Regions from separate parts of the Mus musculus genome. Here region 2 is linked to region 1. Evidence: chromatin loops called from intact Hi-C (ENCODE). Cell type or tissue: left cerebral cortex. All regions are shown on one strand.

Region 1 (8,000 bases):
AGAGTTTTAGTCAAATGTAGAGTTTAATATGTTCCCACAGATTGATTTAAGAAGATAGCTTTTACCAATAGCTTTGCTTCTGTGGAGAAAAGGGAGTATTTTGAATTTAACACCTCAATTATAGACTTTCTTTTAAAACTCTGCTGAAGTTGATCCTTTTGAATCAATGATTAAGTGTCATTTGTATGCAGAAACTGAAGATACGGTGAACATAACAGAGACCATTTGTTCATGGAGGTGACATTCTGGAGAGGAGACAAACAATAAACCATGGGTCCCTAAGATGACTCAGCTGTGCTAGCCTGACCACCTGAGTTCAACCCATGGAACACACATAAACACAAACAAACAAACAAACAAACAAACAATACCAGACACTCTGTGCAGTGTCTTGCACTGCATCTGCAATCTCAGTATGCCTATGGTGAGATGGGAGGCAGAGATAGGAGAAATGTCCAGAAACTCTGGAAAGACACAGAGTACACAGAGCAATAAAAACAATAAGAAAGACTCAAACTCAAGAGAGCCTACTCCCCAAAATTGTCTTCTGACTTCCACACCTGCACTGTTACAATTACACTAACACACACACACACACACACACACACACACACACACACACACACAAACTAAAAAAATGTGTATTCTTTAAAGTTTATATATAAAACCCCCAAACTACTGGCAGAGTGTAGGAAGTTGATAGGTATGATGGGAGACAAAAAAATAAAAAGCATAAATGGAAAAGAGTTGACCATTTCACACGTGTTGGCTTTAATAGTGAGAAATTTAAGTGTATAGGGCCTCAGACCACATGTGGTAGACTGAGCACTTGAAGGAAGCACCAGAATAAAGGTTCTGAGGCAGGAGACCAGAGTATTGGAGAAAGCATAGGACAGAAGGTTAGAGGGGAAACCTGTCAGAGCTGGAGCTTTGCAGGCAACTGCAGGCCTTTTGAGAAAGTTAGAACTCACATGTATTGGTTAGTTACAGTTATTACTTAGTTTCAGAGCAACCTCCCCAACCCCGGCTTCTACACTTAAAATTTAATGTGTATAAAAGCTGCCTAAGGAGCAAAATGCCCATGTAGGGAGATACAGAGATAAAGTATGGAGCAGAGACTGAAGGAAAGACAATCCAGAGACTGCCCCACCTGGGGATGCATCCCATATACAGTTACCAAATCTAGACACTATTGTGGATTCCAACAAGTACTTGCTGGCAGGAGCTCCATATATCTGAGAGGCTCTGCCAGTGCCTGACAAACACAGAGGTGGATGTTCTCAGCCAACTATTGGACTGAGCACAGGATCCACAATGAAGGAGCTAGGGAAAGTACCCAAGGAGCTGAAGGGGTTTGCAGCCCCATAGGAGGAACAACAATATGAACCAACCAGTACCCCCAGAGTTTCCAGGGACTAAACCACCAACCAAAGAGTATACATGGACAGACCCATGGCTCCAGCTGCATATGTAGCCGAGGATGGCCCTGTGGCATATCAATGGGAAGAGAGACCCTTGGTCCTGTGAAAATTCAATGCCCCAGTGTAGGGAAGAATTCAATGCCAGAATAGGGAAGCAGGAGTGGGTGGGCTGGTAAGCAGGTGGGTAGGAGGGATGGGATAGGGGGAAACAAGGAAAGGGTATAACATTTTAAATGTAAATAAAGAAAATATCTAAAATAAATAAAAATAAAAGCTGGCCGAGAGCTTGTTAACATTTAGTTGCTGATCTAGTAGTTCTTGTGCACCTTGAGCAAGCTTCCATATCCTGCCCAACGGCTAGGCTTACTTCTCTGTTTTTCACTGCAAGGGTGTTGTGGTGTTTGAACCTGGAAGATCCACTCAGAAAGTTTCTCTTCACATTTGTCATGCATTCCCTCAGTACTCATGGTGCTGTAGCCCTGCTATAGGATATGAGGTTTCTTTAGGAGTGCCAGACAGGTTTTCTGGCTGATTCTCTGTAGGCTATGAAAAATTTCTAGGGCTCCCTCCCTCACTACTCCTGTAAACCCTCTGTCTCAAAAATCTCACCTGGAAATCCTTCTCTACTCCTAGAATGGTATTTTTATTCTATGTGTGTCCTATCCCAATTACAGGAGCTTGGACTCAGGCCTGTTATTTCTGGCTCTGGACTGGGATTCACAGCGTTACTCTGTGTAGACCTGAGGCAGCTGGAGGATTTGTGCCTAGGCAAGGAGTTTGGAATTTGTTAACATGCTGAACAGCTTAGGAGTCACCATAGCCATTTGCAAAGGGCCAACAGATTATGGTAGCATGGTAACATAATTAGGCCAAGCCTTTTTCTCCTTCGCTGTATAGTCTCCAGAATGTTCCTTAGTATCCCTCTCCTCTCCACCTGCTCTTCCTCCTCCTCACTAAGGACTGAATCCTCCTCCTCACTAAGGACTGAATCCAGGACTTCCCACATGCTGAGTAACTGTTTTATCACTGAGATGTAACTAACACCAGCCCTCAGTTGCCATTTTATCAGGAAACTGGGAACAAGAATACCTCCTTCAAGAACAGAGATAATGTAAAATTAGTATTCAGTAAAATGCCTTGTATGTTACTTTTTTATTCTTTCTAAGTCATTTTACATAAATATTATGGTTCTGGCTTTCACATTCCCTAGAGTTGAATCGTTGGGACAAATCTTACAGTAGAATAATTATGTAATGAGACAGACATGCCGATGACCAATTAATTATGAGAGATGTCACAGAAAATAACAGAAGAGGAAAAATACTTAGAAAATTGATGGAGACGGTAGTGGGTGCCTTTACGATGTCACTGTAGGAGCAATGGCTCTGTCTTATGAACCCCTGGGGACACGCTTGCTATCAATGATAGGAGATGAGTCAGCAACACTACCAAGGCCAAGCACAGGTGGAAACTAACTTTCTAACTGCAAAATAAGACTAAGGGCGTGTAGCATGTGAGGGTGGGCTGGTACGCAGCCGCTGAGCGGAGCCAATCACTGGGTGCAGTGGGTCCTGCCGTGGTGACGTCACGGTTGCCATGGAGAGGCCAGCTTCGTAGAGACCCTGGGCTGGTAGCGGCTTTGAAACCTTGTTCTCTGGCACCATGAGCGGACGGAGTAGGGGTCGAAAGTCTTCCCGCGCCAAAGGCCGGGGCAAAGGCCGGGCCAGAGCCCGGGTCCGGGCCGCTGCGGAAGACGCCTGGCACGACGAAAAGCCACCACAGAGCCCGCGGCTCGGGGAGGACTCCGCGGCCGCGCAGGTGCAGGCCGGCGCAGCTCAAGGAGGCGCCGAACCAGCCGAGCTGCGGGAAGAGGCGGCCTGCCGCCTCCCGCTGGACTGCGGCCTGGCGTTGCGGGCTCGGGCTGCAGACGAGCGCGGGCTGGCGGCCCCTGATCCGGACCTGGAGAGGGCCCGTTCCCTCGCCGAGCGCCTGACCAGCGACACCAGCTTCGTGGGAACCGTGGGAGCCTTGGCGAAGCTGCGACGCGGCTCCCGCATTGGAAATCGGCGAGTCCCCGGGAGGAAGGCCCCAGATACTCGGAGCGCCACGGGGAGGGGACCTCAGGCCACAGTTAGTGGGAAGCCGAAGATGGCCTCTGCGGGGTTGTGCGCCGCTGCTCCAGTGGGGGAGGAAAAAAAGATGACAGAGAAGCATGCTGGGGCAGGGTCTCCCGCGACAGTGGGCAGCATGGATACCCTAGAGACGGTCCAGCTAAAGCTAGAGACCATGAATGCACAGGCTGACAGGGCATATCTCAGGCTTTCACGCAAGTTTGGCCAGTTGCGACTTCACCACTTAGAGCGCCGGAACCTCCTCATCCAGAGCATTCCGGGCTTCTGGGGGCAAGCTTTTCAGAACCATCCCCAGCTGTCAGCTTTTCTGAATACCAAAGATAAGGAGGTATTGAGCTATTTGAACAGACTGGAGGTGGAAGAACTTGGCCTTGCCAGGTTGGGCTACAAAATCAAGTTCTACTTTGGCCGAAACCCCTATTTCCAAAACAAGGTGCTCATTAAGGAATATGGCTGTGGTCCATCCGGTCAAGTGGTGTCTCGTTCAGCTCCAATCCAGTGGCTCCCAGGCCATGATCTACAATCCCTAAGCAAGGAAAACCCAGAAAACAATGGTAGCTTCTTTGGGTGGTTTTCAAATCACAGCTCTATTGAGTCTGACAAGATTGTTGAGATAATTAATGAGGACCTGTGGCCCAATCCTCTACAGTACTACCTGATCAGTGAAGAAGCCCGTGGAGAGAAAGGAAAGGAAGAAAGGCCAGGTCCAGCAAAACTGAGCCCTGCACCTGCAGTGAGGCAGCCCAACTGATCCGACACAGATCTCCCTACCACCTCTTGCTGGACCTGTTAGGCTGACCACGTGGGTTTGGTTGTCTGCCTTCTGTTCATACCATACATGGTAGCCACTTTGGACTTATCTTCAAGAATGTGACATTTGTGATAATATTCTCTGCTTCCCCATGACCTCACCTTGTCACAATAGTGTTGCATGTGTGACATTCTCACTGTTTGTGTATCAATCACTTCTGATATATGACTTTCTCTACACTATCCAGTCCCTGTTCTTGGCTCTGGCTCTTCCCACTTTCCTTTCACCTGGACATTCTGAGTCATTGTCCAGATGGATATTCAAGCTATGCTACTTCATGGCCAGTCAGCTGGGCTTTGTGTCCATTTTAAGCATGCATGTTATCAGTGGCAAGATTTTTCTATTGCTATCACAAAATGAAGCCAGTGCTTTTATTCTGTGGGTATGGAGACATCAACCAAGGTTCTTCCTATTTTGTTTCCCACTTCAGCCTAGGTCCAGCAGACTACTGGTGTGGATGAGGACAAGGGAAAACAAGAATATGTTCTGTTCACATCATACATCTCTTCTTGCCTCATAGACAGCCTGCTAGTGAACCCTCATCATGGTCTGGCTATGCCTGACTGCAGTCAGTCCATTGACTGTTGGCTAGGTGGGTGTTATTGGCTCCATCTTGCTTATCAAAGACCTCAAGAACTGCCTATGGACCCAGGTACCTTCCCAATGCATGAGCTACAAACCCACCTTCCCCAGACTTTAGAAAACCTACTGCTTGTCAGATTGGTGGGCAGCCTGGCATTTGTGAACATATGCTTGTTGCTCTCATGTTGTGAGCCCTGAGAAGGGTAGAGCTTTGGACCACATCTTTATCAACTGGGTATCTGTGCCATTTCTCTTATTCCTTATTCCTTGCTAAGAAGGGACAAGAAGGAATTTTGAGGAAGAGAGATTTTTCATTTCTATGCCCATGTTTACGTCACACCTTCATGCAACTTAGTCTCCTTCCCTATCAACCTACCTTGGGACTTCCTACTCTCCTTATGAACCCTCTCCCAGCCTTTTAAAATAGCATCACAGTGCAGACAAAAAAAAAATCATCAACCAGACTTTTCTACATACAGTTAGGGAGGCAGAAAGAGGCTTCCTTTGCACACTCATGTAGTAGGCTGAGATAGGATAAAGAAAAACCAAAAGGTCTCAAGAGAGTCTATGGTCAGACATAGGTCCTGAATCCTGGCTTTGTTCAGTAGTTCTAAAGTTGTATGCATCTGCTAGAATTAGAAACCCTAAGGCAGCAGTGTTGTGGTCTCTTGTGTCTTCTGTCTGTTTCTTTTTAAGTCCCAGGGGCTTCTTCCTTTTGTCTCATTTGATAGCCTATGCCACTGGGGTCCCCAGCCCCCAGCTTTCCCACTCAGTAGTGCTTTGCTATCTTTGTTTCTTAGCCCAAATGTACTCACTATGGAAGAATCCCAAGGTGTTACTGGGGACAGGACAGGCAGAACCTGTTCTAGATATTTCTGGTAAGTGTGCAGGCTGAGCTGGACCATCTCTACCAAAGTTTGTCTGTGTTCTGACTTATCTTCTTTGGAAAGTAGAACTCTGTAAGCCAGCCCCCATGCTGGTATGGAAGACTTCATTCTTACCTTTGTGAGGGGGTCCTTGAGAAAATAGGCAAGGGAATCAGGGCAAGATAGGTATGAACCTGGTATTGAGTGGGTCAGTAAAACTTGATAGAAATGCATTGTGATGCTGCAGAGATAGTTATCCTATCTCTTAGTGATGAAGGTGACAGAAGAGACCTTACTCAGGGTTGGGATGGGAGAGTTAAAGGTGTATGTAAACAAGATGCCAGGTCAAGGATGGATTCAGAGTTCTGGGCAGTCTTCATCATCGTTAGTTAATTTCTTTTTTTTTTTTTTTTTTTTGTAATTACAGAAACAAACCAAAAGTAATGTTACTATATTGGGTAGAAGTTACATCCTAAAGTGTGTAAGATTATGCTAAATGCTGAGTATTTGTCCTCTAAAATCTTACCACATTTTGTATTTTTGTCTAATGAGGAAAACAGAGCTGTATAAGTTTGCTTTTGCTATTTATTATGTAAATTTCCAAAAAATAAGAGTGAAGAAAGTGGTGCCTGGACCCTGTGTACCTTGTAGCTAGAAGCAATGAGTAACCTAATGTCATCTGTATCTTCTTCCTCCTGCATTTTTCGTGAAAGTCCAAGTGCATATACCAGTGCAGCTGGATCTACTTTGGGAGACTGGGGCATTGAGCTGAAATGTGCACTCTCATGATCACAATAACTCCACTAATGTGAATTTTGTGTGAACTGATGATATTTTTAGAAGTGGGACTCATAAATGAGTCTTCACAATTAGTGGAACTCAAAAGAGCATTGGTGAGGATATTCTGCCACAGATACAAAAGAAGAGACCATTATGTTGTAAATCTGCCTATGACCCTGATGTAAGGCACTTGAGACCCTTTTCTCCTTTGTAACATAGAGACTTGTATGGACTGTTAGGGTTGCTGTGTTCTGTGAAAATAATCAAATACAACATAATCTTTTCATTAGTTTCTGTAGTTGATAATTTGATATCCTGGTAATAATGTGATTATTTCCCTGTTCCTAAGTGGCATAAATACTTGCAAGTGTGCATGTACAATGGAAAAAAAATAAAAAAAATATTCTTGTGTCACCATTGTATTTAATATTACAAAGTAATAATTGGAGGGTTATGAGGCGGGAGCTGAGCAGAAGCAAGGAGTGAGTGGTGTATACTAGCCTAAGTAAGCAGGTCCCAGGCCTCAGGCCTTTGCCTGACCAGTTACACAAGAATACTTAAATCTTGCTCCCTAGACCCTTCCCAGAGCCTGATATTTTGTGTGGCTCTAGAGGAAACAACTAGTATTGCTTATAATGAGTTTTCCAGGCACTTCTCATGGGAATTCAATATTTCTAACATCTTGTAGTGAATTTGAATTACGTGGCGAATCCTGTTAAGTAGATTTTGATTTAGTAGTCAGGCAAGCTTCCAGGTGATTGCTTGCTGGCGACATAAGGACTGAACTTTGAGTTGCAACTGAGGTGACCCTAGAGGCCCTTCAAAGAAATAATAAAAAGAAAATTGAAAAAATATTTAAGTCCATTCAAACTAGAGTAATAGTGTTCAACCATGGTTGCATGTTAGAATTAATGGGGAGACTTAAAACATACCTCTCCTAGCTTCACATAAAGACCATCTAAGTCAGAATGAGGAAAGAGATTGGCCTAGTCACAAGTAACTCCAAAGGCTAACTCAATGTAGTGTCTTCAGAGTCAGGCTTTCTGATGCTGCTCCTTTCACACCCAGAGAAAGGATAATTTCCATCAGAAGCCATCCTCAGTAATGACCAAACACCACAGAAAATGATTAGAAAAAGAGCTTGGTTTTTAACTGACAAGAAAGTGTCATTTGAGGCTGTCATGGTAGCTCCATAGGAAAAGGTTCTTGCTAAGCCTAAGGACCTGAGTTTGATCCAACTCAGTGAAGTGGAGAACCAACTCTTGCAAGTTGTCTCATGCATATCTCGCGTCTCCTACAAGACCTTCACATGCATGCCACTGTGTACCCATCCCCCATACAGTAAATATAAGTGTGATAAGGAGATTAACTTGTATGAAGGTAAAGATGCTGCATACAAGGACAGGCA
Region 2 (8,000 bases), 220 kb before region 1:
CCTTTCCCAATCTGTTGGTGGCCTTTTTGTCTTATTGATGGCGTCTTTTGCCTTACAGAAGCTTTGCAATTTTATGAGGTCCCATTTGTCAATTCTCAAGCTTACAGCACAAGCCATTGCTGTCCTATTCAGGAATTTTTCCACTGTGCCCATATCTTCGAGGTTTTTTCCCACTTTCTCCTCTATAAGTTTCACTGTCTCTGGTTTTATGTGGAGTTCTTTGATCCATTTAGATCTGACCTTAGTACAAGGAGATATGAATGGATCAATTTGCATTCTTCTACATGATAACTGCCAGTTGTGCCAGTACCATTTGTTGAAAATGCTGTCTTTTTTCCTCTGATGATTTTAGCTCCCTTGTCAAAGATCAAGTGACCATAGATGTGTGGGTTAATATCTGGATCTTCAATTCTATTCCCATAATCAGCATCCAAACTCTGACACCATTGCATACACCAGCAAGATTTTGCTGAAAGGACCCTGATATAGCTGTCTTTTGTGAGGCTATGGTGCCTGGCAAACACAGAAGTGAATGCTCACAGTCAGATATTGGATGGAACACAGGGCCCCCAATGAAGGAGCTAGAGAAAGTACCCAAGGAGCTAAAGGGGTCCGCAACCCTATTGGTGGAACAATAATATGTACTAACCAGTACCCCCGGAGCTCGTGTCTCTAGATGCATATGTAGCAGAAGATGGCCTAATAGGCCATCATTGGGGAGAAAGACCCCTTGGTCTTCCAAACTTTATATGCCTCAGAACAGGGGAACACCAGGGCCAAGAAGTGCGAGTTGGTGGGTAGGGGAGTGGGGGGGGGTATGGGGGACTTTTGGGATAGCATTTGAAATGTAAATGAAGAAAATACCTAATTAAAAAAAAAGAAAAATAAAGTATGATTTGGTCTGGGGAAAAAATGAATAGTGATTGTGGCTTCCTGTTATCTTTTTGTTTGTTTGTTAGATGTGGAATTGTATTTGTGTGGTTATCTTTTTTTAAGTTTTTTGAAAAATTACTTATTTGCCTTTTCCAAGGTGTAGTTTCCCTTCTTATGTTCAGTTTCCCATCTATCATCTCTTGTAGGACTAGATTTGTGGAAAGATATTGTGTAAATTTGGTTTTGTCATGGAATATCATGGTTTTTCCATGTATGGTTAATGAGAGTTTTGTTGGGTGTAGTAGCCTGGGCTGGCATTTGTGTTCTCTTAGCGTCTGTATGACATCTACCCAGGATATTCTAGCTTTCATAGTCTCTGTTGAGAAGTCTGGTGTAATTCTGATAGGTTTGCCTTTATATGTTACTTGACCTTTTTCCCTTATTGCTTTTAATATTCTTTCTTTGTTTTGTGCATTTGGTGTATTGACTATTATGTGATGGAGGAAATTTTTTTTTCTGATCCAATGTATTTGGAGATATGTAGGCTTCTATGTTTATGGGCATCTCTTTTTTTAGGCTAAGTAATTTTTCTTCTATAATTTTGTTGAAGATATTTACTGGCCCTTTAAGTTGGGAATCTTCACTCTCTTCTATACTATTATCCTTAGGTTTGACCTTCTTATTGTGTCCTGGATTTCCTGGATGTTTTGGGTTAGGAGCTTTTTGCATTTTGCATTTTCTTTGACTATTGTGTCAATGTTTTCTATGGTATCTTCCACACTTTTATCTCTTGTATTCTGTTGGTGATGCTTTCATCTATGACTCCTGACCTCTTTCCTGTGTTTTCTGTCTCCAGGGTTGTTTCCCTTTGTGATTTCTTTACTGTTTTCATTTCCATTTTTAGATCCTGGATGGTTTTGTTCAATTCTTTCACCTGTTTGGTTATGTTTTCCTGCAATTCTTTAAAGGATTTTTTGTCTCCTCTTTAAGGGCTTCTTGCTGTTTATCTGACTTCTCCTGTATTTCTTTAAGGGAGTTATTTATGTCCTTATTATAGTCCTCTATCATCATCATGAATTGTGATTTTAAACCAGAGTCTAATTTTTCTGGTGTGTTTGGTTATGCAGGACTTTCTGTGGTGGAGAACTGGGTTCTGATGATGACAATTAGCCTTGGTTTCTGTTGCTTATGTTCTTGTCCTTGCCTGTCACCATCTGGTTATCTCTGGTGCTAGCTGGTCTTGCTGTCTCTGACTGTGACTTGTTTCTCCTGCAAGCCTGTATGTTGTATCTGTACTTTTAGGAGACCAGTTCTCTCTGGGAAGAATTTGTATATGAAGAGCTGTGGCACAGGGTCAGTTCTGGCCATAGACAGGAACTGGAACTATCCTGTCCCAGGCTGCTCCTTGGTTCCTATGTCCTGAAGGCTACCCGACGGGTCTGTCAGAGCAGAAGTGATGGTCTTACCTGTGTTCATAGGCATGTCCACACTCTTGGGAGGCCAGCTCTTTTCCAGTGGTATTTGGGTATGTAGTACTGTGGCACAGGATCAGATCTGGATGCTGTTGCACAGGATCAACTCCTGACTGAACTGAATATTTAACCATTCCTCTCTTCAGACCTGGACACCGAATCCCTACTGAGGTGATGACCTTTCATCTGGCTATTCCCAGTTCCAAAATACCTTGTCATCAAAGGTATAGAAGCACTCACATGGGTTTCTTTACTGCTACAAACTACAATCCTGGAGCCTATCCCAAGTAACAAAGTCACTACTGTTGCTTGTGAAATTTAGAGTCTATAGGTTGCTTCTAGGATTGGGATGAGCTTCATCCAAATTCTTTATTATACTGGAAATCATTTTGGCTTTAATTAGAACATATTGGTACCCAGGAATAGACTATAGTTGGGAGAACAAAGAGATTTTTTTGTGAAAGAAAGTTGAGGGTTGTATTTAACAACTGACATTTCTTTGCCCTAAGGACATGGTTGAAAGTTAGACAGTGTTCTTTATAATTGGTACTTAATCAGCATCTACTAGATGAACAAAATAAGGTAAGTGTGAATTGGATATTGATGGATGAGTAAACTTAGATAAAAGAATAGATGAGGTGAACAGGAAGATATCTCTAGTACAAACTCACCAAAGGCACAATGCAAAGATGAATGTGAGGCATTTAATAAAATATAGATGTCCATAAGGCTGTAAATGAAAATAGGATGTGTGGAGAGAGTTTAGGTTCTTGTTACTGATATTAGAGCATTCTGGTTGACTTTTAGCAGAAGATGAGGTAGAGAATTTAATCCTAATTTTGTAAATATCTGTTAAATGGCAATCAGTTTGACCCAAAGACTAAAGAATGTTAAGTTGTCCCTGTGGCTTGCACAGTCACCATCTCCAGGCATGTGAGCTCTTCCCAGGATAACAAACTAAGCCTGTGGGATTCTCACCGTGCCTCACTTCCTGCCTCTCTTATTAGCAGCATTCTTCTCATGTCTCCTTCAAAGCATCTGAGCTGGATGACTAACCTAAAAGCAGCCCACGGAGTGGGAGATGTGGCTCTCCACCTCACAGCTGCTGTTGGCTCCTGGGTTACCAGCTGATTATTTCTTGGTTTCTGAATCCCAAGGGAAAGGTTGTGGGGCCTGAGCCTGACTCAGGAGTGAGTCAGAGCTGAGCATCAAAGATGAAGGACTCCCTGCAGCTGGACACCCTCTTTCAGGGGGATCAAAAATACTGAAAAGGAGAATGGACATTTATATTATTAATCTTTTAAAGAACGTTATGCAACTGACTAGTGTGTTATGGAAAGTCTGAGCTCAGTAGAGGAAGAAAACATAATACTGAAAGCTGAATGCAAGGAAAAATCATTAAAGAAAAATGTAAAACCCATACCACACCCACAGCTGTTCACGGAACTGACCGTGGTTTACTGATTCAGCCTGCTTCTTACTTGCTGTTTTTTCTCTCCTACATGCTCTTCTAACCTTCTCCCCTTTCCTGTTCTCTGCCACTAGTTGAGTTATCCACCCCCTAACTCCCAGGGTGCCTTGTTTTGTATGGACTGTTCCAAGGGTTTTTCATTTGTCATTGTTGTTCACACACACACACACACACACCACAGTTCCCCCCTCTTCTCTTAGTTCATCCATGTCACCTCCCTTCTGCCTACCTTCATCCACTCCTTTTCCATTTCTCTTCAGAAAAGGGCAAGCCTCTTATGGATTGCAACTAAATATGTCATGTTAAGTTTCGGTAAGACTAGACTCTCCCCATGTATTAAGGCTGGACAAGGCAACCCAGTAGGACAAAAAGGGCCCAAAGCATGCAAAAGAGTCAGAGACAGCTCTGATAAGTGGATATATTAGCCCAGAAGCCCAGAAGCCCAGAAGCTCAGAATACCCAAGATACAATTCACAAACCACATGAAACTCAAGAAGAAGGAAGAACATAGTGTGGATACTTCTATTCATCTTAGAAGCAGGGAACAAAACACCCATGAAAGAAGTTACAGAGACAAAGTATTGAGTGGAGACTGAAGAAATGACCATCTAAAGACTGACTTACCTGGGGATCCATCCCATTTACAGTCACCAAACCCAGACACTGTTGTGGATGCCAACAAGTGCTTGCTGACAGAAGCCTGATATAGGTGTCTCCTGAGAGGCTCTGCTAGTGCCTCACACATACAGAGGTGGATGCTCACAGCCATCCATTGGACTGAGCACAGGATCCCCAGTGAAGGAGCTAGAGAAAGGACCCAAGGAGCTGAAGGGGTTTGCAGCCCCATAGAAGGAACAACAATATGAATTAGCCAGTTCCCGCACAGCTCCCAGGGACGAATCCACTAACCAAAGAGGGACTTATGGCTCCAGCTGCATATGCAGCTGAGGATGGCCTAGGTGGTCATCAGTGGGAGGAGAGGCCCTTTGTCCTAAGAAGGCTCGATGCCCCAGTGTTGGGGAATGCCTGGGCCAGGAAGCAGGGGTGGGTGGGTTGGTGAGCAGGGGTAGAGGGTAGGGGATAGGGGTAGGGTATTTTGGAGGAGAAACCAGGAAAGAGGATAACATTTGAAATGTAAATAAGGAAAATATCCAATAAAAAAGAGTCCCAGTAAAAGACCAAGCTACACACCTGTAACATATATACAGAAGATCTAGGTCAGACCCATTCAGGCTTCCTGGTTGTTGATTCAGTCTCTGTGAGACACTATGAGCTTAGATTAGCTGATTTTTTTTTCTTGTGGTGTCTTTGACCCCTCTGGCACCTACAATCCTTCCTTGAGCTCCACCTAACTTCTGTATCACTATTTTCTGGATGAAGTCTCTCTGATGACAATTGGGCCAGACACCAATCTATGAGTATAGCAGAACCATTTCATTGACTTTTTTTTTTTTTTTTTTTTTTTTGGTTTGAATGTTTGGTTCTATTCTAGGTCTAGGGCTGTCCAGCCTCTGGGTCCTGACCCTTGTAAGGTGTTTTCTGTAAACTCATGCTTTTTCCTTCCAGCATCCAGCTTATAGAATAATGACTCTTAGACATAAAATATTTACAAATACCTAGGCCATATAGCCACTATCTCATAACCTAATAACCTATTTATCTTATTCTTTGTTAAGACACATGGCTGGTTACCTCTGCTCAGGTTCATATGTTTGTCCTTCTTAGTGTCCCTGGGGTGAATCCTCTCATGTTTGGCTCTCTTCCAGAATCCAATCTTTCGCCTGGATGTTCCACCTTCTGTTTTCTGCCTAAGCTTATAGGCCAACAGGCTTTTTATTGACAGGTGACTGTTTCTACACATTGCACAAAGTACTTCTTCTACAGGCCCTCCAGCGTCAGGATAGGCTCCTTCTCATGTTGTGGGTCTCAGGCTGGACCAGTCATTATATGGCCATTCCCAGAATTTCTGCACTACCTTTACCCAAGCACATCTTGTAGGCAGGACAAATTGTAGGCTGAAGGTTTTGTAGCTGGGTTGGTGTCTCAATCCCTTCACTGGAAGTCTTGTTTGGTTACAGAAAATGGCTGATTCAGGCTTCATATCCCCCATTGCTAGGATTCTTAGCTAGAAACACCCATGTAGATTCCTGGGAGTTTCCATTGCATGAGGTTTCTAGCTCATCTCTAAGATACCTTCCCCCTCCAATTTCAGTTGTCTCTCCCTATACTCTCTTTCTTTATCCTACCCCAGACATTATCCCTCCTGTTCCCTCTCCTGAATTCCTTCTACCCACTATGATTATTCTATTCCCCCTTTTTAGGTAGATTAAAATATCCACACCTTGTGTCCTCCCTATTACTTAGCTTCTGTGGGTCTGTGGGTTGTAGCATAGCTATCCTTTATAGCTAATGTCCACTTATAAGTGCATATATACCATGTTTGTCTTTCTGGTTTTGAGTTACCTTACTCAGGATGATATTTCTAGTTCTATCCATTTGCCTGAAAACCTCATGATGTCTTTTTTTGTTTTTTGTTTTTTGAGACGGGGTTTCTCCGTGTATCCCTGGATGTCCTGAATCTTACTCGGTAGACTAGGCTGGCCTCAAACTCAGAAATCTGCCTGCTTCTGCATCGCATGTGCTGGGATTAAGGCATGGGCCACCACTGTCTCACTGATGTCATTCTTTTTAATAGCTGAATAATATACTGTTGTGTATATGTATCACATTTTCTTTATCCATTCTTTGTTTGAGAGACAACTAGGTTGTTTCCAGTTTTGGGCTACTATGAGTAAAGCTGCTATGAAAATAAGAAAATATTGAACAGGTGCCATTGTTGTATAATGGAGCATCCTCTGGATATATGCCCAAGAGTTGTATAGCTGGGTCTTGAGGTAGGGTGATTTCCATATTTCTGAGAAACTGCCATATTGATTTCCAAAGTGGCTATACAAGTTTGCACTCCCACCAGCAATGGAGGCATTCTCTTGTTTCACATTCTTGCCAGCATGTGCTGGCACTTGTGTTTTTGATTTAAACCATTCTGATGGGTGTACGATGGAACCTCAGAGTTATTTTGATTTGCATTTCCCTGATGGCCAAGGATGTTGACCATTTCTTTAGTGTTTCTCAGCTATTTGAGATTCCTCTGTTGAGAAATCTGTTTAGATCTGTTTTCCTTCTTTTTTTTTTAATTGGGTTATTTGATTTATTGATATCTAGTTTCTTGAGATCTTTATGTATCTTGGAAGTTAGCCCTGTGTCAGAATAAGGTTTGGTGAGGATCTTTTCCAATTCTTTTTTTTTCTTAAGCAATTCTCATATATTATGTATATTTTAAAGATTTACTTATTTATCATATATATGTGAGTACACTGTAGCTGTCTTCAGACACACCAGAACAGGGCATCAAATCCCATTAGAGATAGTCGTGAGCCACCATGGGGTTGTGGAAATTGAAGTCAGGACCTTTGGAAGAGCAGTCAGTGCTCTTAACTGCTGAGCCATTTCTTCAGTTCTCTTTTCCCATTCTTTAGATTGCTGTTTTACCCTATTGATGGTATCCCTTTGCTTTACAGAATCTTTCCAGTTTCATGAGGTCCCATTGATCAATTATTGCTGTTAGTGTCTTGTGCCAGAGTCTACCAGCATGCGTTGACCAGCCTCTGACAGAGAAGAGAGGATTAAAGATAGGAAAGTGTGGGGCTGTGATAGGCAGCCTATTTTGGTTGAATGAGGCTTGCTCCAGAGACCTAGTAGAAAACTCTGCATGGGACAGAACACCAAGCCACATTCCCAGAGACAGGTGCCTGACATCACAGAGGCCCCAACTCCATAATTCTGTGACTATAAATTACACAGACAATGTCCCAAGCTCCTGGCATTCTGGTTAGATTCCACCCTCATAGTTACCTGACTATAGCTAGGTATGCTCCTCCCCATAGTTACCTGGAACAGTAAGATAGTTCAGCCAAATATAAAAGGAGCTGCTTGGCCCCTCCTCACTCTCTTTAAGCTCTCACCTTTCTCACTCTCCTCTCTAGCCCTCCTTCTCTTTTTTCCTTCCCCCTTCTCTCCACATGGCCATGGATGGTGGTCTCTCTCTTTCTACCTTCTCTCTTTCTTCCTGCATTTCTACAATAAATGTCTAAAACCATAGAATGTCTCTGTTCATCAAGGCCCAC

The links. A loop is a pair of places that touch in the nucleus more often than their neighbours do. Peaks named below come from ENCODE experiments on the same cell type or tissue, not always from the same donor. Only the 100,000 strongest peaks of a DNase experiment are listed, where the experiment ranks them.
Region 2: it touches region 1 in a loop (2.6-fold over the local background); 2 of 42 quality-filtered maps call a loop at or near these places.

Annotation. Positions count from the first base shown.
Region 1 is chr15:33,682,881-33,690,880 of GRCm38, reverse strand. It overlaps Tspyl5 (testis-specific protein, Y-encoded-like 5), which reads left to right and starts at 2,998. Exons shown (of 1, transcript NM_001085421.1): 1 at 2,998-7,006. The coding sequence starts at 3,084. The coding sequence ends at 4,304. In left cerebral cortex, no CTCF peak of the experiment used is centred here; DNase peaks (open chromatin) are centred at 2,412, 2,996 and 3,491; H3K4me3 peaks cover 1,886 bases; H3K27ac peaks cover 1,900 bases.
Region 2 is chr15:33,902,728-33,910,727 of GRCm38, reverse strand. No RefSeq gene overlaps it. Among named protein-coding and RNA genes, the nearest start is that of Gm41290, 130 kb to the left of the region's middle. In left cerebral cortex, no CTCF peak of the experiment used is centred here; a DNase peak (open chromatin) is centred at 3,403; H3K27ac peaks cover 297 bases.